Regions from separate parts of the Homo sapiens genome. Here region 2 is linked to region 1. A link is an interaction called in ENCODE POLR2A ChIA-PET data of the cell type or tissue named here. Cell type or tissue: A673. All regions are shown on one strand. Each heading gives the region's core, and the rest is flanking DNA. Links, peaks and the distances in the headings are about the cores only.

Evidence for each region. ChIA-PET counts read pairs that join two places held together with the same protein. Peaks named below come from ENCODE experiments on the same cell type or tissue, not always from the same donor. Only the 100,000 strongest peaks of a DNase experiment are listed, where the experiment ranks them.
Region 2: POLR2A ChIA-PET joins it to region 1 with 13 read pairs; 3 of 35 experiments call an interaction of 5 or more read pairs at or near these places.

Annotation. Positions count from the first base shown.
Region 1 is chr15:77,426,106-77,441,477 of GRCh38, forward strand. The region is part of intron 1 of HMG20A (high mobility group 20A); the gene reads left to right. Among named protein-coding and RNA genes, the nearest start is that of HMG20A, 13 kb to the left of the region's middle. RefSeq lists an enhancer at 4,245-4,344. In A673, for the core only: no CTCF peak of the experiment used is centred there; no DNase peak of the experiment used is centred there.
Region 2 is chr15:77,517,669-77,533,040 of GRCh38, forward strand. LOC101929457 (a long non-coding RNA gene) reads left to right here and starts at 7,927. Exons shown (of 2, transcript NR_135692.1): 1 at 7,927-8,677; 2 at 13,435-15,372. It also overlaps a transcript of HMG20A not described here. RefSeq lists enhancers at 7,631-8,474, 9,319-10,162, 11,005-11,848, 11,849-12,690, 12,691-13,534. In A673, for the core only: no CTCF peak of the experiment used is centred there; a DNase peak (open chromatin) is centred at 7,853; H3K27ac peaks cover 1,185 bases.

The sequences.
Region 1 (15,372 bases), core at 4,712-8,711:
TGGGAGTGACTGCTAGTATGGAGTTTCCTTTGGAAGTGATGAAAATGTGCCAGAATTAGATAGTGGTGGTGGTTGCATAACCTTATATACTAAAATATCTTGTATACTAATATACAGTTGACACCTGAACAATGAGGGGGTTCGGGGTGCTAACCCCTGTGTTGTCAAAAATCCATGTATAACTTCTGACTCCCCAAAAAGTTAACTACGTAAATAGCTTACTGCTGACTGGAAGCCTTACCAATAGCATAAATAGTTGATTAACACATGTTTTATATGTTACATGTACTATGTACTGTATTCTTACAATAAGCTAGAGAAAGAAAATGTTACTAAGAAAATGATAAGGAAGAAAAAATATGTTTACTATTTATTATTCGTTAAGTGGAAGTGGATTATCATAAAGGTATTCATCCTTGTCATCTTCACATTGAGTAGGCTGAGAAGGAGGAAGAGGAAAGGTTGGTCTTACTGTCTCAAGTGGTGGAGGCAGAAGAAAATCAGCATATAAGTAGACTCATGCAGTTCAACCCATGTTGTTCAAGGGTCAACTGTACAAAAAAAATCCTGAAATATACACTAAAGGGGTCAGTTTTATGGTATGTGAATTATATCTAAAAGAGAGAGATACTTAGACTTGAAGAATAGAGAATTTTGAATGGAGCCAGAAGAAAGAAGCAAGAGGTGTGAAAGCAAGGAAATGATCATTCTTTCTCAGATCCTAGAGAGAAATATAAGCAGCTAGGTACAGGGCTAAAGGTATGTTAAGGATCAGGTGAGGATGGATATGAGGATAGCTTCTGGGTTTTTGTCTTAATGTAGCAGGGATTTTGGTAAATACTTAGACTACAGAGGTATTAACAAAGGAGAAAAACATCTTATGACCTTGAAGGAAGCTTCAGATTTCTTCTTGATTAGGTCAAGGATGTGGTATATGGTCTTTTTGGTTTCTGTGTTACGGTCAGCTGAGTTTAAAGAGTGGGAGTATTCTAAGGTAAGGAGTCTAGTAGCAATCAAAACAAAGTTACTGGGGAAGATGGGAGAATAGAGACTAGACAAAGATGTTAGAATTTGATTCTAAAGCTCTCCTCAGGTAATAAAAATAGATAAATCTTAATGAGAAGGAACCAAGGGCAGTGATTTGGAGAAGTCAGTACAAATAAAGGTATTCATTTGAAGAAATATTTGAGTGCCTTTTATGTGCCAGGCACTATTAAATAAAACTATAGCTATTTTCCTTATTTGACTTTTTTTCTGAAGATAAAATCTTATGAGTGTGATTAATGGTTCTACAAGCATGGGTAGTTCTAGATATGATACCTACATTTCCCTAAAAGATTGTACTGATTTTTAATGATAACAGCAATGTATAAGGATGTTGTTTTCACCACGATTTTACCAGCAAAAATATTTGGCTAGTTGAACACACATAAAATTATTGTTCTCTTTGCTTATAATCTGATAAGTGTTTCCATACCTTGGAACCTGGATCTGTTGGAACATGAAGGAATTCAGGACCCTTATACATGTTACCCCATATGGCTTCTTTAAAGGATATGGATTTTTGAGGATCCTAGAAATCAAAATTCTCTAATTTTATTCAGCTCAAAAAAAAATTTTATTCAGTGCTGCTGTCCTTATTTTCTGAATAATATTCAGATTCAGACCACACTGAGCCATAATTCCAATTCCCACTTGACTAACATTTATGTAGTATTGTGCTAGGCACTACATGTTATCTTAATTCTAATAATTTGGCATTTTTCCATATGAGAAAAATAAGATTTAGAAAGATTAGATTACTTGCCCAAAATCACTTAACCAGTAAGTGGTAGAGACAGGATTTGAATGCAGATCCTCTAAGGCCAGTGTTTATTCTCATACTGCATGATCCCTCAGTATCACTACTAAAATTTACTGGAGGATAATGGAAAGTGGAAAATCTGAACTGGAACTTGGGACAATCAAGCACTGACTTACCTGTGTTCATAATGAAGCATTTAGCAGAGATGTTGTTTGTTGTTTTGTTTTGTTTTTACTGGGGAGGCTATAGTACATAAACAGAGCGAAAGATCTTGGTATGGTTAAACCCACATTTTCAAGGCCTTCTGTGTTCTCCCTGATGATCAGGTACCTACTACCCCAAAATCTGTGATGGTAACAAAGAAGGAGGAAGGCAGCTGTAGAAAAGCAACGGCCTTTGGGTATACCCAGTAAGATTTATGTGATTGTAGAAAGAGCAGGCAAATGGCTTGGCCTTCAGAGAATCCCACAAAGTAAAGTAACCTTTTAAAATAGTAACTTAAAGTCTGACATAAGATTCTTAACAGGATATTCATCACAAGATAAGATATTCAAAGCATAGCGTGTAAGACATTCAAAGCATATCAGCAAAAAAGGAGAGATTCCTTCATTTTTATTGAAGTATGGTATACTCACAAAACAAATTTAATATCAGGAATATAAAACAAGAGATACGATGTTCCAATTCTGGCTTTAGTCGGATATTATAAAATTTAATCCCAATTTATAGATAAGGCAATTCAAGGCTCGAGATTACACACCAAATAAGTGGACTCTAGGCTGGGTGTGGTGGCTTCTGTAATCCCAACACTTTGGGAAGCCAAGGCAGAAGGATCGCCTTAGCTCAGGAGTTTGGGACCGGCTTGGGTAACATAGTGAGATGCTGTCTCTACAAAAAAATAAAAAATAGCCAGACATGGTGGTATATACACATGTGGTCATAGCTACTCAGGAGGCTGAGGCCAGAGGATCGCATAAGCCCAGGAGTTCAAGGCTGTGAGCTGTTATCGAGCCACTGCACTCCAACCTGGGCTACAGAGCAAGACTCTGTCTCAAAAAAAAAAAAAAAGGAGGGGGGAGCCTCTAGAACATAGGCCTTTAATCTGTGTGGTTGTTTTGCAATTTATATGTATAATTTTTAAATAATATGTTGGCCGGGCACAGTGGTTTGTATCTATAATCTCAACACTTTGGGAGGCTGAGACAGGAGGATTGCTTGAGGCCAGGAGTTTGAGACTAACACAGGCAACATAGCAAGACCCCATCTCTACTAAACAAAATAATAATAATTTAATATGGTGGGTTTTTTTGTTTTTTTTGTTTTTTTGAGACGGAGTCTTGCTCTGTCTCCCAGGCTGGAGTGCAGTGGCGCTAGTGAGCTCATGCAATTCTCCTGCCTCAGCCTCCCAAGTAGCTGGGATTACTAGCGCTTGCCTGCTTCAAAAGAAATGATTTCCAGCACCCCATTTTTTCTTTTCCAGCCTCAAAATTCATATCTCCTTTTTTTCCCCCATGTCCACATGTCCTTCATTCCTATACTTCATAGCTTTAATTCCTGTTCTCTTGATACAAACCTTCATGTTTGTTGCTTGATGGCATCATAATTATCATAACTTTTTGGCTTAATAACAGTAGCAGTTATATCAACAAATAATAAAATGTTCATACTTTTGAGCCAATAATTCCACATATAGAACTTCATTCTGAGAAAATACTTTAAATAAGAAAAATAGTTAAAGGCACAAAATGTTAATAGCACTGATATCTATACTGTCTAAAACTTGAAACCTTCTAAATATTCAACAATATAATAATGCCTAAGCAAATTATTGCCTATCTACTCAGTGGGCTGTAAGACATTCATTTTTCACAATAGCGTCTTTAAGAATACATTGAAAGATGTTGTAAGAATGTTTTTGCAAAAATGAAAAGGAGAAACATCAGAAGAAAAAGTAGAAAAACTAATGTGATTGGTGTCTATTTCTGAAGCATTTATATTTTCTATATAATAATAATTTACATTTACTGACCACTTACTTGTGTCAGGAACAATACTCAAGCAACATTATAGAAGCAACAATTTGTAGTTATTGAAAACTGGTGTTCTAGAATCAAATCTGAGCTTCATCACTTACTAATATGTGGTCTTGAAAAGGAAATGGAGGATAACTATGTCTACATTAAATTATTAAATCTATATAAAGTATTTGGCACATACAAAACCTACAATAAGAATGTTTTTGTTATCAGACATTTTATAAATATGTCTCATTTAATCTTCACATCCTCACAGTAACCTCATTAGATAGTGTTAACGTTCATTTTACATGAAAGAAAATTGAAACTTCAAATGTTTAAATACTCTAGGTTAAATAACTTGCCGAATCACTTAACTAATAAGCAGTAGAGTTTTTATTCAGAGCCCAAGCTATGGTTTCCACTTATGACTCTGAGAGATGAGGTTGCTGCAGACTAATGCTTTTGCTAAGAACAGGAAAGATGAGAATTAAAAAGAAAAGTGAAGGCATCAGAGACCTGCTGAGGCATCCAGGACTTAAGAAACCACAACCATAGAACCAAAGGAGCTTCAGAGAAGTGGGCTGATGTTCCATGCTTCTCTTTTTTCCTAGGAATTTGCTAATTCTTAGAGCATGACAAGATGCTGTGAAACTTAGCAGAGGGTTTCTTCTAAAAGCAGAGAAGCTGTTAGTTTTATGGGGCGGAGCAGACAAAACTTGGATTTTAGAGATCTCCAGGTAGCTAGTTCTTGGGTCAAGATCCCTAGAGAAGGACAGTACCCAGAAACTTTTTTAAAACTTGTTTTCCCCTCACAGTGTTTGCTAGGCAGAGTCTAGAACTGTAAGAAAGTTAATTTGTATTGCTTTAAGCCAATAGCTTTGGATAACTTGTGACAGCAACAATATGAAACTATTACAGAGACATGAGGAAATGATGAAGAAGTCTAACATACATATGACTGGAGGAGAGAAAGTTAGAAGCAGTAATATTTTAAGAGACAGTGATTGAGAATTTTCTAAAACCGATGACAAATATCAAGCCATGGATTTGAAAAGTGCAAGAAACGACAAGCAGAATAAATACAAGGAGTACCACACTTTCATTCTTCATAGTAAAAATAAAACTGTTGAAAGTAACCAGAGGAAAAAAGACACATAATCTTCAAAGGAACAATTAGACTGACATCTGACTTGTCAACAGAAATAATGGGGGCCAGAAAACAATACAATGTAACTTTTTTGTTTGTTTTTTTGCTTTTACCTACTTGGTTTATTTATTTTTTATTTTATTTTATTTTATTTTGAGATGGAGTCTCCCTCTGTCACCCAGGCTGGAATGCAGTGGCGTGATCTCAGCTCACTGCAACCTTTGCCTCCTGTGTTCAAGCGATTCTCCTGCCTCAGCCTTCCAAGTAGCTGGGATTACAGGTGCATGCCACCACACCCAGCTAATTTTTGTATTTTTAGTAGAGACAAGGTTTCACCATGTTGGCCAGGCTGGTCTCGAAGTCCTGACCTCAGGTGATTTGCCTGCCTTGGCCTTCCAAAGTGCTAGAATTACAGGCATGAGCTACCATGCCCAGCTGGTTTTTTTTGTTTTTTTAATTGACAAAAATTATATGTATTTATCATGTACAGCATGATGTTTTGAAATATGTATACATTGTGGAATAGCTAAATTGCGCTAATTAACATATGTATTACCTCACACAATTTATGTGGTAAAAACACTGAGCATCTACTCTCTTAGCAATTTTCAAGAATATAATACATTGTTATTAACTATAGTTAACATGTTGTACAATAGATATCTCAAACTTATTCCTCCTATCAAACTGAAATTTTGTGTCCTTTGACCAACATCTTCCCAGCCCCACCCCACCCCTGGTAACTACCATTCTACTCTATACTTCCATGAGTTCAGGTTTTCTAGATTCCACATATGAGATCATATGGTATTTGTCAGTGCCAGGCTAATTTCACTTAACAGATAATGCCCTCCAGGCTCATTCATTTTGTTGCAAATGACAGGATTTCCTTCCTTTTTTTAAAGCTGAATAGTATTCCATTGTGCGTATATACCACATTTTCTGTGTTCATCTGTTGATGGATACTGAGGCTGATTCCATATCTTGGCTATTGTGAATAATCTGGCAATAACCCTGAGAGTGCAGATATCTTTTCAACATAGTGATTTCATTTCCCTTGGATATATTCTCAGAGAATGCAACCTTTAAGTTCCTTAAAGAAAATAACTGCCAATCTAGAAATCACGATGGCAATTAGAACACATTTACAACAGCGTGATTATGAAAATACATGTGAATCAGTTAAAGATATACTCAATGAAAAATTTATAGCCTTAAATGCATATATTAGAATAGAAAAAAGTAAAAAATCAGTTATCTAAATACCCATCAAGGTAGGAAAAGAACAGCAAATTAAACCCAAAGTAAGTAGAAGAAAGGAAATAATAAAAAAATAGAAATCAATGAAATAGAAAACAAATTGTTGGCCAGTCGCAGTGGCTCACGCCTGTAATCTCAGCACCTTGGGAGGCCGAGGTGGGTGGATCACCTGAGGTCAGGAGTTTGAGACCAGCTTGGCCAACATGGCAAAAGCCCATCTCTATTAAAAATACAAAAATTAGCTGGGCGTAGTGGCAGGTGCCTGTAATCCCAGCTACTCAGGAGGCTGAGGCAGGAGAATCACTTGAACCCTGGAGGCGGAGGTTGCAGTAAGCCGAGATCGCGCCATTGCACTCCAACCTGGGCAACAAGAGCGAAACTCCGACTCAAAAAAAAAAAAAAAAAAAGACAACAAATTGGCATTAGGAAATAACAAGACCAAAAGTTGGTTCCTTAAAAAGATTAGTAAAATGCATAGACCTCTAGCAATATTGATAAAGAAAAAAAAAAGAGCATAAATTACCAGTATCAGGAATGAAAAGGGAAAATTTCTTTACAGATTCTACAGATGTCAAAAAGGTAGGAAGATACTATGAACAACCTTACATAGACAGATTTGAAATTTTAGATGAAATGGACAAATTGTTAAATGCTTTATTAAAATTGGCATATAAAAAATTGACATGAAGAAATAGAATATCTGAATACTGTTTTTATCTGTTAAGTAAATTGAATTCAGTATTTAAAATTTTGGCTGGGCATGGTGGCTAATGCCTGTAACATCAGCACTTCAGGAGGCCAAAGCTAGAGAATCATTTAAGTCCAGGAGTTCAAGACCCTGTCTCTACAAGAACATTTTAAAAATTAACCGGGCATGATAGCGTGCACCTATAGTCCTAGCTACTCGGGAGGTAGGAGGATCGGTTTAGGCTAGGAGTTCGAGGTTACAGTGGGCTGTGATTGTGCCACTGCACTCCAGCCTGGATGTTAGAGACCCTGTCTCTAAAAAAAAAAAAAAAAAAAAAAATTTCTTCAAAGAAAACCAGGTCTACCTGACTTCACTGGTGAATTCTTACAAATATTTAAAGAAGAAATAACCCCAGTGTTACTCAAACTCTTCAATAGAATACAAGTCGTTTTATGAGATCATCTAAGCCTTAATGCCAAGAGCTGGCAGTGATATTTTGAGAGAAGATATTTACAGAGCAATCTCTTTCGTGAACCTAAATGTGTTACTTGGGAATATAGGAACTCTAAAAGAATCTATAGACAAACTATTAGAATTAATAAGCAAACTTACACGAGCAACCAACAGTTAGAAAGTGAAATTTTTAAAATGCCATTTACAATAGAATCAAACAAATCAAATTTAAGTCTTGTAAGATCTTTACACAGAAAACTATAAAACATAGAGAGAAACAAGATATAATAGGTAGTCATAGATTGGAAGACTTGGTATTGTAAAGATATCATTTCTCTCCAAATTGCTCTATAGATTAAATGGAATCCTAATAAAATCTCAGGTGATTTGTGTACATGATGGAAGGAGGGACTTACAAGTTGATTCTAAAATTCACATAGACATGAAAAGGACTAAGTAGTCAAGACAAACTTGAAGAACAAAGTTGTAAGACTTTATCAGATAACAGGATTTATTATAAAGCTACAGTAATTACAATGTGGTAATGGCGCAAGGATAGACAGATCTGTGGAACATAATTGAGAGCCCAGAAACAATCCCATATGTATGTAATCAATTTATGACAACAGTAGCATCCACCACAGTAGGGGAGGGATGGATTTTTCATTGAATGGTGCCTGGTTTTGTGTGGAAGGGGCAGGGAATGAATCTTGAACCCTTACCTCACAACATATACAAAAATCAGGTCTAGTTGGATTATAGAGCTAAATGTGAAAGAAAAATTTAGGGAGAAACTGGAAAACACCTTTATGATCTTGGAGTAGGTAATGATCCGAAAAGGAAGGAGTTTATGAAATTAAAAACTTCATAAACTCATGAAATTGGAGTTTATGAAATTAAAAACTTCATAAACTCATGAAATTGGAGTTTATGAAATTAAAAACTTATCTTCAAAAGACATTATGAGAGTGAAAACACTAGTCACAGAGTGAGAATACATATTTGTAATACATGTATTCAACAAGGGACTTGTAGAGCTCTTACAGATAAATAGGAAAAAACAAATAATCAAATTTTGAAAAGGACAAAATACTTCAATAGGCACTCCACAAAAGAAACTATCCAAAGGCCAATATGCACCCAGCTATTTTATTTACATTAAATAAGTGCAAATTAAAGCCACAGTGAGATACTTGGGACCTCTCAGTATCTTGAGGCCTCTCACTACATCCCCACTGAAATGGCTAAAATTAAAAAGATTGAGAATATCAAGTATTGATGATGTGAAGACACTGAAACTCATATGTTTCTGGTAGGTGTGTGTATTTTTACAGCCATTTTGGAAAACAATTTGGCCGTATATTCCAAAGGTGATCATACACCCTCTGACCCAGCTGTTCCTAGGTATACACCCAACAGAAATTTATATGTTCACCAAAAGACACAAATGGACAAGAATGTTCATAGTAGCATCATTCTTAATAGCCCAAATGTCCATCGAAATAGAATGGGTAAACAAATGTTTCTTGTATCTACATGGATGATCACCAAGCATAATATCGAGCAAAAGAAGCCAGATAAGTGCATGTAAGTACAAATAATTACATAGTATATGAATAAAGTTCAGAAACAAGCAGAACAAATCTTAGAAGTCATAGTAATTACTTTTACAGGGATAGTGAATGGGAAGGGGCATAAGGTAGGGGATTTCTGCTTGTTGTAATATTCTGTTTATTCTGATAAGGCTACAGGTGATACAGTCTATGAAAAGTTGTCAAGCTGTACACTTAAAATTTGCATAATTTTTGTTTTATAGTCTATTTATTTTGGAGACAGTCTTCTCTGTCACCCAGGCTGGAGTGCTGTGGCGCGATCTTGGCTCACTGCAGCCTCCGCCTACTGGGCTCAAGCAGTTCTTCTGCCTCAGCCTCCCAAGTTGCTGGGACTACAGATGCGTGCCACCATGCCTGGCTAAATTCTTTTATTGTATTTTTTTTAAGTAGAGATGGGGTTTCACCATGTTGGCCAGGCTGCTCTCAAACACCTGACCTCAAGTGATCCGCCCGCCTCGGCCTCCCAAAATGCTAGGATTACAGGTGTGAGCCACTGCACCCAGCCATTTGTTTTGTACTTTAAGTTTACTTAAACCCTCCACTCCCTCAATGACTTGAAGGACTGTATTATTTTTCTCTACATTCCCTATACACAAACCATGTAGGTGGTATGCTTCTACCCCACCATTCCATCAAAAGGGCTCTACTAGGTTACTAATAACTTCCATGTTGTCAAAAAACTTGGGCATCTTTTACATTCTCATTTAACCTCAGTAACATGTAGGTGCATCTTTTTTTTTTTTCTTGAGATAGTCTGACACCACGCATTCCTGGCTCTCTGCCTACCTCTGTTCATGTCCTTTTTGCAGTTCCTCCTCTACTCATCTTCTAACTGTTGAGTTCCTCAGAACACAATTCTAACTCCTTTTAACCTATTATCTCTCCTGAGGTTATATCATACATTCATGCTTTAAAATACTATCTACTATACTTGCTGGAAACTCCTAAACTCCTGTCTCCATCTCAGACTTTTGTTCTGTATACAGAGTACAACTTGATATTTTATCTCAAAGGCATCTTAAAATGAACATGTCTAATCTTAATACTTTTTCTACTTCTACATCTCGAGTATTCCTTATCTCCATAAATGACAACTCAGTCTACTAATTTCTTCGTTAAAAATCTTGGGCTCATTCTTGAGACCTCTTACTAATCCCCTTACCCGTTCAACACACACACTTACACACCCCCCTATCCAGACCACTGCAAGATTCTATTGATTCTACCTCCTAAATATATCTCAGATCCACCCTCTTTGCTACATCTCCACTGTTGTTATCCTTTTCTAAGCCACTGTCATGCTATGGTGGACTGGTGGACTATTGCAGTAACTACTTCCCTACTGATCTTTATAGATCCATTTTCTTTTTTTTTTTTCCCTCCCCCAAGATGGAGAGTCTCACTCTGTTGCCCAGGCTGGAGTGCAGTGGCATGTTCTCGGCTCATTGAATCCTCTGCCTCCCAGGTTCAAGCAATTCTCCTGCCTCAGCCTCCCAAGTAGCTGGGGCCATGGGTGTGCACCACCATGCCCAGCTAATTTTTGTATTTTTAGTAGAGACTGGATCTCACCATGTTGGCCAGGCTTGTCTCAAACTCCCAATCTCAAGTAATCCACCTGCCTCAGCCTCCCAAAGTGCTGGGATTCAGGTGTGAGCCACCACACCTGGCCTCTAGATCCATTCTTACACATCTATTCTTTACACAGAAGTCAGAATGAACTTTTAGAAAGCATAAATGTCACATCATGCCCCTCCTTAAAATTTCTCCTTAAAATTCCTCAGAGGTTTACTCTTATACTTTGGGGAAAACCCGGATTTCTGACATGGCCCCAGATCTGTTCTGGATTTGGTTCCTGTCTACCTGTCTTTGTTGCTTTCCTCTCTGGCTCATTTTTCTCCAGCCACAAGCCGCCTTTCACTTCCTCCAAAGCATCAAGTTCTCTCTCACCTCTGGGTCCTAATAAGCTAATTCCTCAGTATGCAATGTGCCTACTTAACATTTAGCTCTCAGGTTATGTGTTCCTTCTTCAAAGAGGTCCCCTGTCTAAATGAAGTCTCCCCTGTTATTCTATAGCTTTCTGTTCTTTTCCTTCAGAGCATTTTAAACAAATTTAAAGTTTATTTATTGGTATATTTGCTGAACGTCTTTCATCTCCAACTGTAGTTTTTCATGAGGGCAGAGACAATTTGTTCACCATTGTATTGCTGGTATCTTAACCATGTACCTGGTACATATTACTGAAAATATGTAATGAATAAGAAAATAGATCATGCCATCCTAGGTAAACTATAGGTCGGGAAGTACTTCATAGGTGTGTGCTGTGCCCTGAGAGCATGAAGGAGTTGCTTGTTTCCTCTGGTTTTTGATGTTTTTGAAGTTTTTGATGATTAGTCTTCTCAGTGCTAAGCTAAATTGGCAGTGTGTGCAGATTTTATTTAAGCCCCCACAGAGGAATACACCTACCCACATTTTTTAGATTGAAACTTTTTTTTTGTTTTTTGAGACGGAGTTTCACTCTTGTTGCCCAGGCTGGAGTGCGGTGGCGTGATCTCAGCTCACAGCAACCTCTGCCTCCTGGGTTCAAGCGATTCTCCTGCCTCAGCCTCCTGAGTAGCTGGGATTACAGGCATGCGCCACCACACCTGACTAATGTTTGTATTTTTCTAGTAGAGATGGGGTTTCACCATGTTGGCCAGGCTGGTCTTGAACTCCTGACCTCAGATGATCTCCCTGCCTCGGCCTCCCAAAGTGTTGGGATTACATGTGTGAGCCACTGTGCGCAGCCCTAAGTTGAAACTCTTTAAAAGTAAAGATAGAGAGTTCTCAATAGCAGTCTTGACTAAATAACTTTGTCTTCTTTTCTAGAACTGCAATTTTGTTCGTTTTTTTGAGACAAGATCTGGCTCTGTGGCCCAAGCTGGAGTGCAGTGGCATGATAACTCACTGCAGCCTTGAACTCCTAGGCAAAAGTGATCCTCCCGCCTCAGCCTCCCAAGTAGCTTGGACTGCAAGCTCATACCACCACACCAAGCTAGGTTTTTAGTTTTAATTTTTTTTTTTTTTTTTTTTTTTTAGAGACAGGATCTGGCTATGTTGCCCAGGCTGGTCTCAAACTCCTGGGCTCAAGCGATCCTCCCACCTTGGCCTCCCAAAGAGCTGGGATTACAGGTGTGAGCGACTGGACCCAGCCAAACTGCAATTTTAAAAAAATACATAAGGGCCCTACAAAGAAAAGTTAGTCTAATCGCATTTGGTTACTCCTGAGATTTACAATATTGTTTGTAAATATTATTAACTATTTTAGTCACATAAATATGCCATAATGCAACCACAGTAAGTATATGACATGTCTTTTAATCAGAATAATCAGAATAAAGCAAAAAATGACCATATTTCACAATATTAATGTATTCACGTGTTTTATAGGTTATACACATCTATTATGATTTGATATTACAAGATACTCTGCATTTTCTTATATAGCTTGGGTTTGCTTTCTCCATCTTAGATGTAGTTTTTAATTATTGTTTTTGAAGCTGGTTTTAATACAATAAGATGCTTAATTGTACGTTTGGTAGAAAATTATAAGCACAACAATTTGAAACAGCTTTCAGGCTACTAGCATTTCCCAAAACCCTTGAAAAAATGCCTGTTTACTACCAATTTTAAACCAGATAAATTTCATTTCAAGAGAAAATGTTTTCAAGTTTCTTTTTTTTTTGAGACGGAGTCTCCTCTGTCACCCAGGCTGGAGTGCAGTGGCGTGATCTCGGCTCACTGCAAGCTCCGCCTCCCTGGTTCACACCATTCTCCTGCCTCAGCCTCCCGAGTAGCTGGGACTGCAGGCACCTGTCACCACGCCCGGCTAATTTTTTTGTATTTTTTTAGTAGAGACGGGGTATCACCGTGTTAGCCAGGATAGTCTCGATCTCCTTACCTCGTGATCCACCTGCCTCAGCCTCCCAAAGTGCTGGGATTACAGGCGTGAGTCACCACGCCCGTCCGTAGGTTTGGAGTTCATTATAAAGAATAACTTTACAATTGTCAGAGCTATTGAGAAGTGGAAGTAGACATTCCCAAGAGAGGCTTTCAGGTTGGGGGCTGAGCCTTGGTTGTATGATTGGACTCAGTGATCTTTGTGGGACCTTCTAATCTTGGAATTCTCATCTTAACCAATGCTGCTTTTTTTCTTTTACTTTTTAAAACTGTGGTACATACAGTAAAGTACAAAAATCAATGAATTTTTACATAGATATATATGTGCCTGTGAATATTTTCGTCACTCTAGGAGGCTCTTCAGTCATTACCTTCTCTCTCCCCACGAGAGATAACCACTATTCTGATTTCTGTCACTATACGGTTGTTTTACTTGTTATTGAGCTTCATATAAATATATTCATAGAATATTTATTCTCGTGGGTCTGGCTTCTTGGCTCATCATTATATCTATGAAATTCATCCATGTTGCATGTAGCAGTAGTTCAATCTGTATAGTATTCCACTGATTTCATTGTAGGACTATATCATAACATATCCATGCTACTGTTGATGGACACATGGGTTGGTTCCACTTTGAGGCTATTATTTAAAAAGCTGCTATGAACATTCGCATACATGTCTTCTGTTGGTTATATACACTCATTTCTCTATGATATATTACTAGGAATGGAGTTGCTGGTTCATAGGATAGGTGTATTTTAACAGATATTGCTAAATAGTTTTCCAAAATGATTGTCCCCATTTAGATTCCCAGTAGCACCGTCAGAGAATTTCAGTTCCTCTCCATCCTTGCTACCACTGTGTATTGTCATTTTTTTTTATTTTAGCCATTCTGGTGGGTATATAATACTGTCTCTTTTTCTATAGCTATTGATCATTTGGATAGTCTCTTTATGAAGTGCTTGCTTTGTATTTAGCCCCCTTTTTTAAAAAAATGGGTCATTTATTTTTAATCTTAGTGATATTTAGGAGTTCTTCGTATATTCTAAATATGAGTCTTTAGGGAATATATGTATTACAAATATAATTTCCCAGTCTGTGGCTTGCCTTTTTACTCCTTTAACATGATCTTCTGATGAACAGACATTCTTAACTATAGTGAACTCCAATTTGTCACTTTTCTCTAATGTGGTTAGTGCTTTGTCCTCTTTAAGAAATCTTTGCCTAGCCTAAGATCATGAAGACATTTAGACCAACAATTCTTAAATTGTGGTATTAAACTAGATAATAGTGAACTTTTGTTGGTTTACACACACAAAAAGAAGTAAATGGATAGAAATGTACTGTTTTCTCCCATAATTTATTTTGAAACCTTGGGTATTAACTATAAATAAGTAGATAATGATGTTACTTAAATCTGAAATTTATTAACTGAGAAGGTGTCAGTTAGGATAGGCTAGGTTATTGCTATTTATATTGCTGTGGTAATAAACAACCACAAAATCTCAGTGGCTTTCTTTTCTCACTTATGCTATTTGTCCAAAGTGAGTCAACATGGGGCTATGCTATTTGTGGTCACTTAGACAACCAGGCGGATGTAAACTACATTATAATATATACTTCCACAGTCACTGTATTCAGGGGAAGGAAACATGGCAAATTGCTTATAGACTCAGATTTTCTGCCCAGAAGAATCATATGTCACTCACTTTCATTGCCCATGAGTTACATGGTCCTTGTGTCTTCTCTGAGGCAGTGAGGAAGTTTCCTCTTATGTTTCTGAAAGGAGATCTAAATATTTTTGAATAGCCATAGTGACTATCACAGTAAACATTTGTAAGTTACTTAACCCCTCTGTGGATCAGTTTGTTCACTATAAAATAGGTGCTAATGATAATATCTACTTGATACGGCAGATGTGTGGATTAAGTGGTATCATACACGTATAGCTCTTAAAATAGTGCCTGGTACTTAGTAAGCAATAAATTCTTGCTGCAATTATTGCTATCATTATTGTTATTAGGCTCTTACTATATGATGACACCATACTACCTGCTTTATTTACACAGATTACTTCTTGAGATAACTTCTATATAGTATGTACTATTACTCTTCTCATTTATAGGATAAGAAAACCTTGGTTTGGAGCTTTTGACTAGCTTGCCCAAGTTCCACAGCTAATACGTAAAAGATGAGATTGGAATCTAGGCAGTCTGACTCCAGAGCCCTCAGTATAAACTGAGACTCCCTCCCAGATAGCAAATAAATATGAACAGAATTCAGAAGTGCATACCATGCTTAGAGAACTCTGTGTTTGTTTGTGTACATATATGTTTATGGTTGTGATTTTATATTGAATTTTTAATATATTCCTATTTTCTGCTAGTTTGTTAGTGTTTCTAGTTCATATAATTAAATATACTGTTTCTCAGTATTCTATGTAGTCTGAC
Region 2 (15,372 bases), core at 5,837-9,836, 93 kb after region 1:
TCCAGTCGGGGAGATCACCAGAGCAGCTCTGTGGGCGACGGCATTTGAGGCCCAGGCCTCAGAGCTGCATGTCATGGGGCAAATGGGCACTGGGCTCAGACGACCCTTCCCCTCCCACCCAGCTTCCTGGAGACACTTCGCATACACTGTGCCTGGGGCAGCAGAAAACGCTCAGGTTCTGCAAACAGACTCACTTACTATGTGGATAATTTAGTCTGCCCAAGCCTCCCTTTCTTCTTCTGTAAAATGGGGAGAATGCCTTCCTAATAGGGTTGCTACAAACAGTAAATGAAATATTGAATGTCGGATACTTAATATAATGCCTGTCATTAGCAGATGTTAAAAAAAAATCCCTCCCCACCTATCCCTGTGTTCACTCTCATCAACACTAGCCTGGCCCCTGCCTCTGGAAACAAACCTCTCTAAGGGTCTTGGGCTGAGCAGCTGATCCCATCAAGGATGGAGCTGGCACCCAGAGTTTTCACTTTGTGAGGATTTCTTGGAGCAGGAAAAGTCTTTGGTTCAATAAGGAAGAGAGTTCAAATAGTGGAAGGCGGTGGGGGAGCCGATAGGGGAGGCTCTGTGAGCTGGGGACCTTCTAAAGGTGAGCATCTGTGATCAGCTGTGATTCTACCACGCCTGCACCAACCCCTCTCATAAACACCAGTGGTCATTATGCACTGGATAAAATCCCAGCCTTTCAGCCAAGTTTTCAAGCCTTGGTGATCTAGCCCACCTGCCTTCATTCATTCACTCCACGAACATGCCCCAGGTCCCCATCTCCACAACTGTACACAGGCTGGTCCCTGGACCTGCTACACCTTCCCTCACTCTTACCTACATTACTCACCAGCCCTTCATGTTAGAAACCATCTGTGCCCCTCCAGAACTTGGTCCACAGTTGTTTATGCTTGTGCCTTAGCTTCCGCATGGGCTCTAGGCATCTGTAGTCAGGGTCCACAACCGAGCCATCCTGAGGACACTCAGGCGGAGCCTTGCCTCTCGCTTTGCACCACACCACGGCTCAGCGTCTTCTTGGAGTGAATAAGGGACTGGGCTTCTCTACACTCAAGTCATTCCCATCTCAGAACAGTCCAGGTGCACTGAAGGAGGGAAAGCTGGGAGCACACTCCTCCCACAGGCTGTCCAAAGGGATTTGAGAGTTCCTTTGGGGGTGCTGTACTTTCTTTGCCACATAGGCATGTGGCAGCTATTTGCATGACTATCTGGCATCCTAAGTACACAAAGATGGTTTGTCTATTTCCCATCTGCTAACCTGCTTGGATGACCTCCTCCTCAGCACAGCACACAAGAGCACTAAAGTGCCCCAGGGATGCTGCAGGCAATGTCTATACCCCATTTCCTTTTAGAAACCAGCCCGGGTCACGCAGCAATAGAGCAAGCCAAATGCAAATGGCCACCTCCTGGGTCCATCCATTGTCCCTTCTGGCCTAGATCCTGCCTCAGTGATATAGAAAAAAGATGAAGGTGATCTGGAAGAGGAAGCCCTGAGATGCTGTCAAAGGAAGAAAAAGATCCAGGGTAGAAGTAGGGGAGACGACTGGCATGTGGGCAACAAACCCTGTCTTCTAAAAACACCTGTGCCCTTGAAGTAGGGAGACAAGCCCGGAAGAAAGTCCTGGAGCTCCACCAACTCCAACGCCAGTGTGCGCCTACTGCAAACGCAGGCCAAGGGTTATTGTTCCCACTTACAGATGAGAAAACTTAGATAGATCATGCTATGGTCTGAATGCTGGTGTCCCTCCAATATTCACATGTTAGAACTTGATCCCCAGTGTGATAGTATTAAGAGGTGGGGCCTTTTGGAAGTAATCGAGTCCTGAAGGCTCTGCCCTTATGAATGGGATTATGTCCTTATAAAAGAGGCTCAAGTGAGCTCCCTGGCCTCTTCTGCCACATAAGAACACAGCAACGAGACGCCATCTATGGAGCAGAAGGCAAACCCTTACCAGACACCACATCTGCTGGGGCCTTGATCTTGGACTTCCCAGCTTTCAGAACTGCAAGCAAAAAAATTCTGTTGTTTATAAATTACCCAATCTAAAGTATTTTGTTGTCATGGCAGGAAAGGACTGACAGGTCAGTGTCACATAACTCACCCAATCAGAGTGGGCAGGGTAAGGTCTTCTGATTCCAAGGCCAGAGCCAAGGGGACTAGTTTGTTAGTGATCCTGGGAAGAAGTGCTATTTGCTTATCCAGGAAATACAGATTAAAACCCCAGTACATGGGGCCAGGCACGGTGGCTCATGCCTGTAATCCCAGCACTTTGGGAGGCCAAGGCGGGTGGATCACAGGGTCAGGAGATTGAGATCATCCTGGCTAACATGGTGAAACCCCGTCTCTACTAAAACTACAAAAAATTAGCCGGGTGCGGTGGTGGGCGCCTGTAGTCCCAGCTACTCAGGAGGCTGAGGCAGGAGAATGGCATGAACCTGGGAGTTGGAGGTTGCAGTGAGCCGAGATCGCGCCACTGCACTCCATCCTGGGTGACAGAGCGAGATTCCGTCTCAAAAAGTAAAAATAAATAAATAAATAAATAAATAAATAAATAAATAAAACCCCAGTACAACACATACCCTCAGGATGGCTAAAATGAGTAAGAGAGATTTTAAAAATTTGGTGTTGGTGAGGATGTGCAGCAACTGTAACTGTGCTTTACATGGCTGGTAAGAATGCAAACTGGCATATCAACACTTTGCAAAAGCATCTAAAGACGCCTACCAAAGCTAACCATATGCAGACCCTATAACCCAGCAATTACATTTCTAGGTACCAAAAGCATTCCAGATACTAGAATTTTCATAGCACTAACTATAAAGCCAAAAAGCTGGAAATACCCAAATACCCATAAAAAACATAGGGTTTGGTTTGGTGGTTTTATTTTTTTTTGGTTTTTGTTTGTTTGTTTTGTTTTTTTGAGAGGGAGTCTCACTCTGTCGCCAGGCTGGAGTGCAGTGGTGTGATCTCAGCTCACTGCAACCTCCGACTCCCTGGTTCAAGTGATTCTCCTGCCTCAGCCTTCCAAGTAGCTGGGATTACAGGCACGCACCACCAAGCCCAGCTAATTTTTGTATTTTTAGTAGAGACGGGGTTTCACTATGTTGTCCAGGATGGTCTTGATCTCCTGACCTCGTGATCCGCCCGCCTCGGCCTCCCAAAGTGCTGGGATTACAGGAGTGAGCCACTGAGCCCAGCCAGAAAAACATAGTTGATAAAAATATCGTGGTATAAGGCCGGGAGTGGTGGCTCACGCCTGTAATCCCAAAACTTTGGGAGGCCAAGGCGGGTGGATCACGAGGTCAAGAGATCGAGACCATCCTGGCCAACGTGGTGAAACCTCGTCTCTACTAAAATTACAAAATAACTGGGCATGGTGGTGTGCGCCTATAGTCCCAGCTACTCGGGAGGCTGAGGCAGGAGAATCACTTGAACCTGGAAGACAGAGGTTGCAGTGAGTCGAGATCACGCCGCTGCACTCCAGCATGGAGGACAAAGTGGGACTCTGTCTCAAAAAAATAAAAAAATAAATAATATATATATAGTCATATAATTATAGAATATGAATGAGCAAGCTATAATTACACATAGCCATGGATAAATGTCACAAACATAATGCTGAGCAAAATGAGTCAGACACCAAAGAGCAAATATTATATGAACCCATTTACACAGTTTTCAAACCAGACATTCATCAATGGTGTTACAAGTCAGGATAGCGGCGTCCCTTAATGTGGGTAGGGACAAGAAAGGATTTCGGTGGTGCTGGTTGCATGAGGGTGCTACAGTTATGTGGTGGTGGTTACATTTTTCACGAAGTGAAAAATCATCAAGCCATACGCTTATGACTTGTACATTATGATTTCGGTATGTATGCTATTCTTCAATAAAAATGTAAGCTTACAAAAATTAAGGACAATCTCTACTAACTGAGAGAGAGTGAATCCAGGATGTATTGTTAAGTTTAAAATAGTAAAGTGCAAAACTATAACTCTAGAATGCTACTTTGTGTGTAAGAAAGAAGGGGAAATAAGAAATTATTACCCTTTTATATATTATGGAAGGGGGAATATATAAATTTATATTATATATTTATAATATATTATATTATATTATAGAAGATTATTTTTGCAAAAAGAAACACAGGAAGGATAAACGAATGAGATCAGTTACCTACAGAGGTAGGGTGGGAATGGGGTGGAAGGGATATGAGCAGAGAGCTATTTTTTCTGAGTATAAATGTTTTGTATAGTGTTGGCTTTCAGAACCACATCAGTGCTTTACCTGTTCAAACAACAACAATAATAAAGGATGGGGGAAGTCTCTAAAATGTAATACAATCAGAAACAAACAAACCTAATGCATTTCAAATGAATAACAACCACACTAAAAGGAGGGGAAAATCTGACCCAAGGGCATTTTGAACACAGTATTTTACTATATACGCCCAGACAAAAGATAAAAAAGATCTGCAAAAATGTCAGACTCTAGTTAGCAGGTTTGTTTTTTGCAGCGGTATGGTTTAGCCATTCTGAAACTTCTAGGCTTCGGCATATGAGTAAATATAATGACAATCACGGGGTCCAAGTTTCTCACTGTTGAAGAAGTGAGTTACAGGTATTGGAAGGGAGAAGACAAAAATGTACCCTTAGGTATTAAATTGAAATTGGAGGTAACCATACAAGCACATGGCTTTATATAGAGATGTTAATATAGATATGGTCATGGATATTCTACCTCCCAGATCATTCTCTCCTAAAATAAATAAGGGATCGTTGGAGAAATAGCTGATTTCCAGGACAAGTACGTGATGAACCTGAAAGTAAGAAAATGCTCAAAGAATGATGGGGAAATGTCAAAAAGACACAGGGGCCAGCTTGAAGGAGCTCCCACTGGCCAAACCTGGAACAATTTGAGCACCAAAATGAATAATGATAAGAATGAATTACAACCCACTGAATAAAATAAGAATCCCTGAGTCCATACAGAGATAACATAATAAGTATAAATAAATACATGAGGAAAAGAAAAAGCTCTTCTGTATAGTAAAATTCAAACTAATAAAGAGGAAATTCTGAGGTTAGAAAATTACATTTGACCAGCATCATAGTAATAATTGATTCAGGCAAGAATCATCAATAGATCCTGAAATTAGTGGGTGAAAAATCTGACAAAGAACTGGATATGTATATGGTCTAAAGGTAACTCACCACAAAGTACTTTTTTTTTTTGTTTGAGAGAGAGAGACAGGGTCTCACTCCTGTTGGCCAGGCTGGCATGCAGTGTGGCACAATCACAGCTCATTACAGCCTCAAACTTCTGGTGGACCCAAATGATCCTCCCACCTCAGCCTCCAGAGTAGCTGGGACTACAGGTGCATGCTACCACACCTGGCTAATATATACCTATACATATATATGATATATATAATCATATGTAAGTTATATACATCATATCATATATGTAGATATATGACATATATATAGATATATGAGACTTATCATATATGTACATATGAGATATATATTTTATATATATATATATGACTGGGTCTCACTATGTTGCCCAGGCTGCCCACAAAATATTTATTAAATAGAAATGGAAAAATAGTAACTTTATAGTGCTAGACCACACCTTAACCTGTGATCCAAATTAGTATAACTAGTAATAGGTCAAATAGACATCATGTACCTCCTGAGATGATGCACGAAGAAGGACACAACTTCACTTCTGTGATAATCCTGCAAAAATCAACAACCTGCATTTAATCATGAGGATACATCAGACAAACCCAAACTAAAGACTATTTATGTATTTATTCATTTATTTGAGACACAGTCTCTCTCTGTGGCCCAGGCTGGAGTGCAGTGGTGCGATCTTGGCTCACTGCAGGCTCCGCCTCCCAAGTTCAGGCCATTCTCCTGCCTCAGCCTCCTGAGTACCTGGGACTAAAGGCGCTCGCCACCACATCCGGCTAATTTTTTTTTTTTTTTTTTTTTTTTAGTAGAGATGGGGTTTCACCGTGTTAGCCAGGATGGTCTTGATCTCCTGACCTTGTGATCTGCCCGCCTCGGCCTCCCAAAGTGCTGGGATTACAGGCATGAGCCACCATGCCCAGCCAAGAACATTTATTAAAATAACTGGCCCACACTCTTCAAAAATGCCAAGCACATGAAAGACAAAGAAAGGCTGAGGAACAATTCCAAATTAAATATGACTAACAAGACATGACAAGTAAATGCAACCTGGGATCCTGGATCAAATCCTGGACCAAAAAAAAATTAATAAAGGATATTCTTTGAACAATTGGCAAAATTTGAATAAGAAGGCATATAGATCAGAAAATATTATTATTAATGTTAATATCCTGATTTTGATAACAAAGACAAGAAAATAACCTTATTCTTAGGAAATACACACAACTATTTTGAGCAAAAGGGCTATGATATCTGTAACTTACTTTTGAAAGGCTCAGAAAACAATGATATGTAGGACATATACATAATGTATGTATAATTATATATGCATGAAGAGAGAGACAGGGAGACAGACAGAGAGAAAGGATGATAAACCAATTGTGGTAAAATGCTAGTTGTTGGGGGATTTGGGTGAAGGGTAAATGTGAATTCTTTGCGCTGGTCTTGCAACTTTTCTGTAAGTGTGCAATGATTCCAAAATAAAGATTTAACTAACTGACTAAAAAAATTCCATGCTTATTTTTATTATTTACATACTAGATAAAATTGACATGCAACCTTAAGTGTACAGTTAAATGGGTTTTGACAATTGACTATGTATCTATCATCCAAATCAAGATACAGAACACTTCTTTCATATCATTCCAGAAAGTTCTCTCACGTGTTCTTCCTCTCACCCCCTCCTTCCTCCCCATCTGACCTCTATCACCAAGATCCATTCTGCTGCCTGTTCTGGATTTTCACATGGTTGGAATTGTGTAGAATGTATTCTTTTGTGCCTGGCTCCGTTCCCTCAGGTTAGTGATTTTGAGATTTATCTAGTTAGTTGCGTGTATCAATAGTTCATGCTTTTGTATGGCTGAGTAGTATTTCATCGCACCAATGTACCACAGGAATCCAGGCACCTGCTGATGGACATCGGGTTGTTTCCAGTTCTGGGTCACTATGAACCAGCCTGCTGTGGGTGTTCTGACGAGTCTGTGTGTGAACTGGTTTTCGTGGCACCACTTGCCTCCCTCCCTCGGACATGCCACCTTCCCCTTGACCTCACTATGCACACATGCAGGTGCCACAGGGCCATGGGCTTTATGGATACCAAAAAAGCTTGCTGACTCAAATGATCTCTTCTGTGAATGCCTGAAACTCCACCACTGGCTGTCCCTTCTTTTGAGGCTACCCTCACTCTGGATGGTCTGCAATTTTATCAGAAGGAAGCTTACAAAATACCTTTCTTCTGGCCAGGTTGGGCCCTGGATAGGGCTATGGAAAGTGAGTGAAAGGAATGGAGAGAAACTTCTCCCATTCTACTATTTTCTGGGTGGCGTATCCTCTCTTGCCTTCTCTGTGTCCTCCCTAACAGTTCGTACCTGGGGTCAGACACCCCAAACTAGTCAGTGTAGGAGCTTGGCAGCCTAGGCCTGTCTATCTCCAATACTCAGCAGTTCTCCTGGAAGGAGGGAGGGAGGACCACGGGGAGTCTCCGTATCTCTGAATCTACAAGGATTCCTGGAGGCTCGGGGGTGAGGGTAATGAGGGGTGTGTGTGCTGCAGAGAGTTGAGCGACAGCCACACACAGGGATGGATCTGCTGGCCTCATGGGAGAAGCCTCTCTCTGGATCAGTGGAATAAGCCAATTTGTGCCCCAACCACTTTCCCCGCCCCGAGGAAAGAATCAGCAGGCTTTGTGTAAAGGGATTAAGGCATTAGCCTGCTCAGCAGGGAGAAGGGCTCTTGACTCTGTGGCAGTGTGGCCACGTTTCCATGTGTCCATGTGTCCATGTGGGCTGCTGTAGGCCCTGGCTCACTGGTCCCAGGACCTGTGGCTAAAAGGAGGCATTGCTGGAGGCCTCTCTTGAGAGGTGGGTACGTGGGCCATGCTGCCTATGCCCTCCTCAGGTCCCCAGAAGGAGCACTTCCAAGGGGTGCTGAGTCGGGGGAGGTGGGCAGGAAAAGATGCCAGGGAAAGTTCTGAGCCCAGGTAGGAGTGACAGTGATGTGTGGTGGAGATCCTACAGCCAAACGAGGAGCAGTTAACAATGCCACTTCAAAAACAGCGCCTGAGGCTCAGAAAGAAGGTGTATCTTGCCAACCATCACACAGCAAGTCACCAGCAGAGCTGAGACCAGAACCCAAGCTCCTGGTCCAGGGCTCAGTCATTGATTGTTCCAGCCACACGTGGCTGGTGCCAGGGGCCCGTCCGGTCTACTCCCTGCGGTGACTCTTTCTCCTGCCTCCCAACTCCAGAAAAGGATCCTGCTGGGGAGCCTGGGGTGAGATCCCAAGAGCCTTTCCGTGTGGACGTGGACATAGTGGGGTAGGTCGAGAGACCAAAGCAGGATTCTAACAGGCCTGGACATATGTCATGGGCCATCAAGACCATCTGCATGAAGGTCTTTTGCTACAGAAGTGAGGTGGCTTTTTGCAGCTGCTCAGGAGAACAATCTGGCGTAGAAGTGGGAAGGTAAGTCTGGGTCTTTCTGGAGTACGATTGGCCCTTGACCAGTCTCAGGGACGTGTGTCCAGGCCCTGTGAGGAGAGGGACCACAGGCAGAAGGGGCAGGAGTGTTGGAGCCAGCCAATGGAGCTTTGAGTCCTAGGTGGGGTGTGGTTCCCAGTGGAGGCCTTCCCCCATCTTCTCAGAACCCAGCATGGCTTCAGCACTGTGTGGATGACAGGGAGCTGACTTTGTAACTTTGGAGGAGATTGGGAAACAAGGCCCTTTGGGCAGAGGACATCACAAGGGGCCCAGAGATGGAGAGGAACAAATCCTGCGGCTCTGCCTGCTCCCTGTCCCCTGCACTTCACTTCCCCTCACCTGCCCAAAGACAGATCCAAGCTAGAGGCCTGGTCAGGCCCTGGAGAAAAGCTGGGGGGTTCGGGAGGAGAGGGTGGAGCAAGATTGGCCCACACTACATTGCCTTCCCCGCATCCTCGCTTGCACCTGCCAGGGCCTGCATGAGCCTCCTCAAGGGCCTGGGCTCAGGACCCCAGAGCCAGCAAGGAGCCCTGCGCTCCATTTCTGTGTGGCTGGCCTGGGAAAGGCCTCTGTCTCCTCCGCTGTAAAATGGCATGTGGAGGGGGAGAGGGAGGCCAGGACTACGCCCACGTGGGTCCCTCCTCATAGACCCAGCCTGCCTTCCCAGCTCGAGCCCCTGAGACAGCCCCCATTCGTCTCCCCTTTTCAGCGGACCACCTCGTTCCACGTTCTAAGATCAAACTCTTGGTACTTGGGAAGGACCTTAGAAAGCAGCTGATGTGCCGTGTCTGTTGTTCAGATGGGGACAGTGAAGCACAGGGAGGTTTGGCCTTGCCCCTCTAGGGAGTCTGTAGCAGCGCTAAGACCAGGGCCCTGTGCTCTGGTGTCAGGCCTGCTCTCCCCTACCCCTTGGCGCTTCTGAGCAGGAGGCAGACAGCATTTTCTCTGATCTGAGCAGGGGGCGTGGGGGTGGGGGTGGCTGCCTCCTCCCTCAGGGGCCCCAGGCTAGTCCAGACAGGCTCGGCAGGAATCTGCTCTGGTTGGAGCCGCCTCCCTGAGGGCTGCCCCAGGCGGGGCCCGGGGCCTCGAGGTCCTGGGGACGTGCTTTCTGTTTACTTTCTGCCGGGCTTCCACAGCGTTGTGGTTTCCACTTGGAAGGGCTGCAGTGGGAACTGAGGGGCCTGCTCCGGGGGCTGAGCTGCATCTGTGGGAAAGCCCTGCAGCCGCTCTGCTGCTGAAAGTTTGGAATTCAGCAGACCCCATCCCTGAATTCCCATGCGGTGGGCTCAGCCCTGGCTCTTCCAGCTACTGGCTCTACCCGGGCCAGTTTAGAGTGAGAGGGTGGCCAGATCCTCCTGGGGGTGAGTCAGAGAGATCTTCCCATTTAGAGAGGATCATCACCTATTTCACAAACAGGGAAACTGAGGGAGGAGAGGGGCAGGAACTTGTCCAAGGCCACTCCTCGTCCATGGCAGAGCTGGGACTGGAACGAGGCCACCTGGTTCCCAGCCCAACTTGAAATCCCCTCATCCCTTTGGGCTTCTCTGGGGTAGGGTGGACACTCCGGGATTCCTGAAGCCCTTAGTTTCCCATGACTTCCCTCTGGGCTGGGGCATGGTGTGTATCCTGGAAGGGGCCTGGCCTTCCCCACTGTGCCCTGGCCACGACCCCGGCCCTGGGCAGAAGGGAAGCTGGGAAGAGGCTGCCCTCTGCTCTTGTTCTCCCTGGGGTCTCCTTGGCCTGTCTGCTGGGGGAGCCCCCCCAGTCCCTGAGAATGTGACCCGCTGCTGAGAGGCCTATAAGTCTCCTCCCCATGCGGGCTCTGCAGTGCCCAGGTCTGGGAACCAGAACTTGGATTTGAATTCCAGTTCCTCTGTCTATTGGCTGAGGGACCTGAATTTCCTAGTCTTTAAAACAGACGTATACCACTCCCCGCCTTACAGAGGATAATGGGAGTGAAGTGCCAGGTGAGCTGTGAGGGGCTCAGCCTACACACTAGACTTGAGGCCATTGGCCACCGGCCTGCTCACAGCAACAGCTAGGAAGGGGCTGAAGTCCCATCTTGCCTAGACAGGCCTGCCACCACTAGGGCTGTGGCAGAGGCCCCCAGAAGGTGGGGAGGAGGGCGGTGACAGTGCCAAGCCCTCCCTGCAGAGTTCTTGCCTTCTCTGGGGAGCGCCGAGGCAGTGTGCTGGGGTGCGGGTGGCCTGGTGGGTGGCCCCACTTTGTAAGGCCCATCTTATTCTGTGCTCTCTGTGAGGGGAGCTGATAATTGAGCCATTTCTCAGGGAGATGACCCTGATTTTTATGAATCTGCAGGACGAAGGAAGCAGCGCTGTCCTGCTGGGGAGACTGTGAGAAGGAGGAGATGAAGGGGAAGTTGCTTATCTTCCCAGTCTTTCCACTTGGGAGACTGTTTGGCGTGTGACGAGGGAGGAGAAGCCAATTTGAAGCCTCTTGGAGGAGGAGGTCTCTGCTGTTGCTGTCCCTGGCACAGCCTTGCCCCTCATCCTCTCTGGCCACCTGCCTCCTTAATCCATTTAACGCCTCTTCATCGCTGTTTTTTTTTTTTTTTAATACTTTTCCTGAGCTGGGGCCCCCAGGGCCTCCTTGATGGCGAATGGTCTCGGCAGCCCCTGGGCTGTTCCTGGGAAGGGACAGGCTTCAAGGTCAGGCTGCTGCTGGCTGACCTTGAAAGCTTCCGCAGGCAAGCCCCTGACATGCCTCCACTCTCCAAGCTCAGCGAGCTCCATCACATTAAAAAGCTGTTAAAAGCGCCCGTCTGGTTGGCTGCCTCTGAGGCTCTGCGGCCGGTGGTGGGGAAGGCAGCCTCAGTTCAGGGATGAGCTCCGCTAGAGGCGCGGGTCTGCCCTGGGGACCTAGGCCTGGGAACCGCCTGGCAGTTGCCCACCCCTCCATTCTTACTTGAGGGAAGGCAGTGGGAGGATGACACTTATCCTGAGCCACACAGTAGCCTAAGTGCTTTTAGATGGGTGAGCTCACTTCATCTTTACAGCCGCCCTGTAAAGTAGGGCTATTAGGAACCCCATGTTGCAGTTGGGCTCAGGAAGGTTAAGACACTTCTCTAGGGTCACACAGCGAGTAAACAGATGAGGAGACCCTCAGCCCCTGAACTCACTGGCTCGGGCCTCACCCGAAGGGTTCTCAGTGTCCACCTACCCACTCTGCACATCGTGCCCGGTGTGGGCCTCACCTGTGGTGGCCTTCTCTGGGCCGTGGCTTGCCCTGCACTCATGGGCACAGAAAGCTTCTCCCCTCTGGAGATGACCGGGGCTTTGGCCTCGGTTGCTGTGTGGCCATGGACAAGCCCTTGGGCCTGCCTTTCCTCAGGTCAGGAGTCTGGGAGGGGTGTGGAGAGTAGCGGGTGGTTATGGCTGGGCTTCAGGGCTCTTTATTCAATTCGAAATAAACCTAGCTGTAGGCTTCCATGGTGGCTTCATAGGCCTCCCCAGGCCTTTTGTTTGCCTGCTAATGGTTTCTAGTGCCCCTGCAGGGCCTGGCAGGTTCAAAGCTCACTCAGACTAGCAGCTAGCAGACTCCTAGGCTGGGGAAGGCTATGGACCTTCCTCCTTCACCCAGCCTGGCCCAGTCTCCCTGGGGACACACCACAAGCATGAGGTGGGGTAGGGGCAGCATGGGGTGGCACAGGGTGAGGGTAGGAGAGGTGGAGGAAGAAGACTCCTCCCAGGGGAGGTGAGAGGGCTGGATGCCCCCACTCCCACTCTGCTTCTGGTTGTGATGAGCCCCATGTGACTCCATCATTTGTGAGACCTTCAGATTTGCCCAGGAAGGCCCATCTGCCCATGGGCAATTTTAATGCCAAGGCATGATCTGTTCCTCTCTCTCCACCTTTCCCCCATCATCGCCTCCCACTCTTCTCCCATTCCTCTGCTCCAGCCACACCAGGCTCCCTGCTGTCCACAAGCACCCCAGGCCCACTGCTACCTCAGGCCCTTCGCACAGGCGGCTCCTCTGCTGACAGACTCCTCCCATTGGGTCCACATGGCTGGCTCATTTCCCCAGCTCCTTCAAGTCTCTGCTTGATGTTCATCCTTTTTTTTTCTTTTTTTTTCTGAGATGGAGTCTCACTCTGTCGCCCAGGCTGGAGTGCAGTGGTGCGATCTCGGCTCACTGCAACCTCTGCCACCCGGGTTCAAGCAATTCTCCTGCCTCAGCCTCCCTAGTAGCTGAGATTACAGGCGCATGCCACCACGCCTGGCTAATGTTTGTATTTTTAGTAGAGATGGGGTTTCACCATGTTGGACAGGCTGGTCTCAAACTCCTGACCGCGTGATCCACCCCCCTTGGCCTCCCAAGGCAAGGAGGGTGGAATGTGCTGGAATTACAGGCATGTGCTGCTGCACCCAGCCTGATGTTCATCTTCTCACCAGACCTGCCCTGAACATTCGACTTTAAACCGCCTCCGCCTGGCCCTCCCCATGTCCTGACCCTGCTCTGTTGCATTCCACAGATGTATTGCCTTCTGGCACTTTGTAATTAACTTACTTATGTTGTTTCTCCTTCTCCTGCATTAGAATATAAACTCTAGGAGGGCAGGCATTGTTGTTTGCTTTGATAACATTGAAACCCTCCCCAGTACTTAGCACAGTGCCCAAACACAGTGTAGGTCCCTGAGAAACACCTGCGGAATGAGTGAGCAGATGAGTGGATGGGTTTCAGTACATCTTAAAGCAAAGTATCTGTAACATTTGTCTCTTTAGGGACCAGAGAATGGGGCGTTGGAAGACCTAGGTTGGAGCCTCACCTCTGCCCTATCTTCGCTGTGTGACCTTGAGCAGGTCACTCTAACTCTTGCCGCCTCAGCTTCCTAACAGCGCCCCTGCCCGGCCTCTCTTGCAGGCCCACAGAATGAAAAGAGAGGAGTTCCAGGAAAGGGTTTGGCAGATGGCATCCCTGCAGGACTGCCTCGCGGCGCTCTGCCCCATCCAGCCCCTACGTACTGGCCATGTGACCTCAATGTTTGATGGACTCACTTGGCCTCTCTGAGGCTCGCTTTCTCCATCTCTAAAATGGAGGATGAAGCAGGTTCAGCCCCACGGGCAGGCAGCACTATGCCAGGGACATGGCGAGCCCTCTGGAAAAGTTCACCTGATCCAGACGTTGCTGGGTCAACGGGAAGGAATGACTTTCACTCCTCTGCTTCAAACCACCAGACTGTCCTTGGCCCTCCCTAATGAAGGAGCAGAGAACAGCAGAGTGGGCAGGGACCTTGGAGGTCAGCAGGGTGGCTGCTCAGCCCAGAGGCAACCGGGAGCTCGTCCCAGGGTGTGACAATTCAGTCAGCCCTTTACTGAACACTCGGCTTTAAACCGCCTCATGCCTGGCATGAGGAAGGCACCGTGCTGGAGGGTTTCACCACGGTTCTCTGTGTGTCTCCGGGGAGCTCACTGTCCTGTCTGAGGCCCGTCCGGGGTCCGGACAGTGGAGCTTTCAGGTTCGTGCGCACCCTCTGCCTGCCTCTTCTCCCTGTCAGTAAGGACGTGGGTGTGGCTGGGAGGCAGATCCTGGGTGGAGAACGGAGCTCCTGGTTCTGAACAGTTTGAGGGTCTGGAAGTCCTTTAAGAAGATGGTGAAAACTATGGACCTTCTCCCCAAAGAGAAGCACACATCCACATCCAGAGGCAAAAACCCCATCGCTCAGAACCCCGTGGATGAGGCAGTCATTATCCAGTGGTGCTGTCACTATGGCTGGGGCTGGCCTTGATCTCTGTTGCTGGATTCCACATGTTCATTCTCTCTGGCCACATTATCAGATCTCTAGCTCCAACATCCTGTGTGATACCAGGATGGCCATTGCCATGATCTTGTCCACGGGTCCACTTTCAGCAGCTGGGCCCTGGAGGGCAGCACACAGCTCATGATTGGGTTGGAGATGGGGGAGTCAGGGGCAGATGGTGGGAGCTGTCCCCAGCCCTGCCTCTCTTAGGACCCTCCTGGGACTCAGGTACATAGGGTCCCTGAGAAAGACCCAGTTTGATGAGACAGGCAGGAGGAATAAGGAAGAGTGTAGTTTAAGAAAGTTTTCTCCAGCTCTGGTTCATGCATCCGTCCTGAAAGAAGGCAGGGAAAGGATTATTCACCCATTTCACAGATGAAGAAATTGAGGCTTGGAGAGGTCACGGAGCACACAGAGCAAAGAAGTCAAAACCAGGATTTGAATCTACTCTGATTACCTCCAGAGCCCATGTCTTGTCCCAATGGATGGAAAATTCTTAACTATTTAACTCAATATTGAGCAGCTACTGTCTACAGAATTCTGTGCCAGACAGCTTGGGAGACACAGACCTACAGGGAGATATAGTTCCCACTGGAAGCACCCAGGGCAGTAATAATTATCATCATAACAAAGGAATAATAATAGCTAACATTTTGGAGCACTTACTAGGGACCAGCATTATGCTACACAGTTTTCATGGATTATCTCATTTAAGCTCTCAAATATTTTGGGGTGTAAATAACAGTATGCCCACAATTTTTGTTTGTTGTTGGTGTTCAGAAGTGTATATCCGTTTTTGAGAATGGAGGCTCAGCGAGATTAGGAGCCTTGCTCTCAACGAGGGAGGAATTCTGGCTGCGACTCTGTCCCTTACTACCTGGGCATCACCTCTGTCAAACCTGGACAGGTGCCACTTAGACCT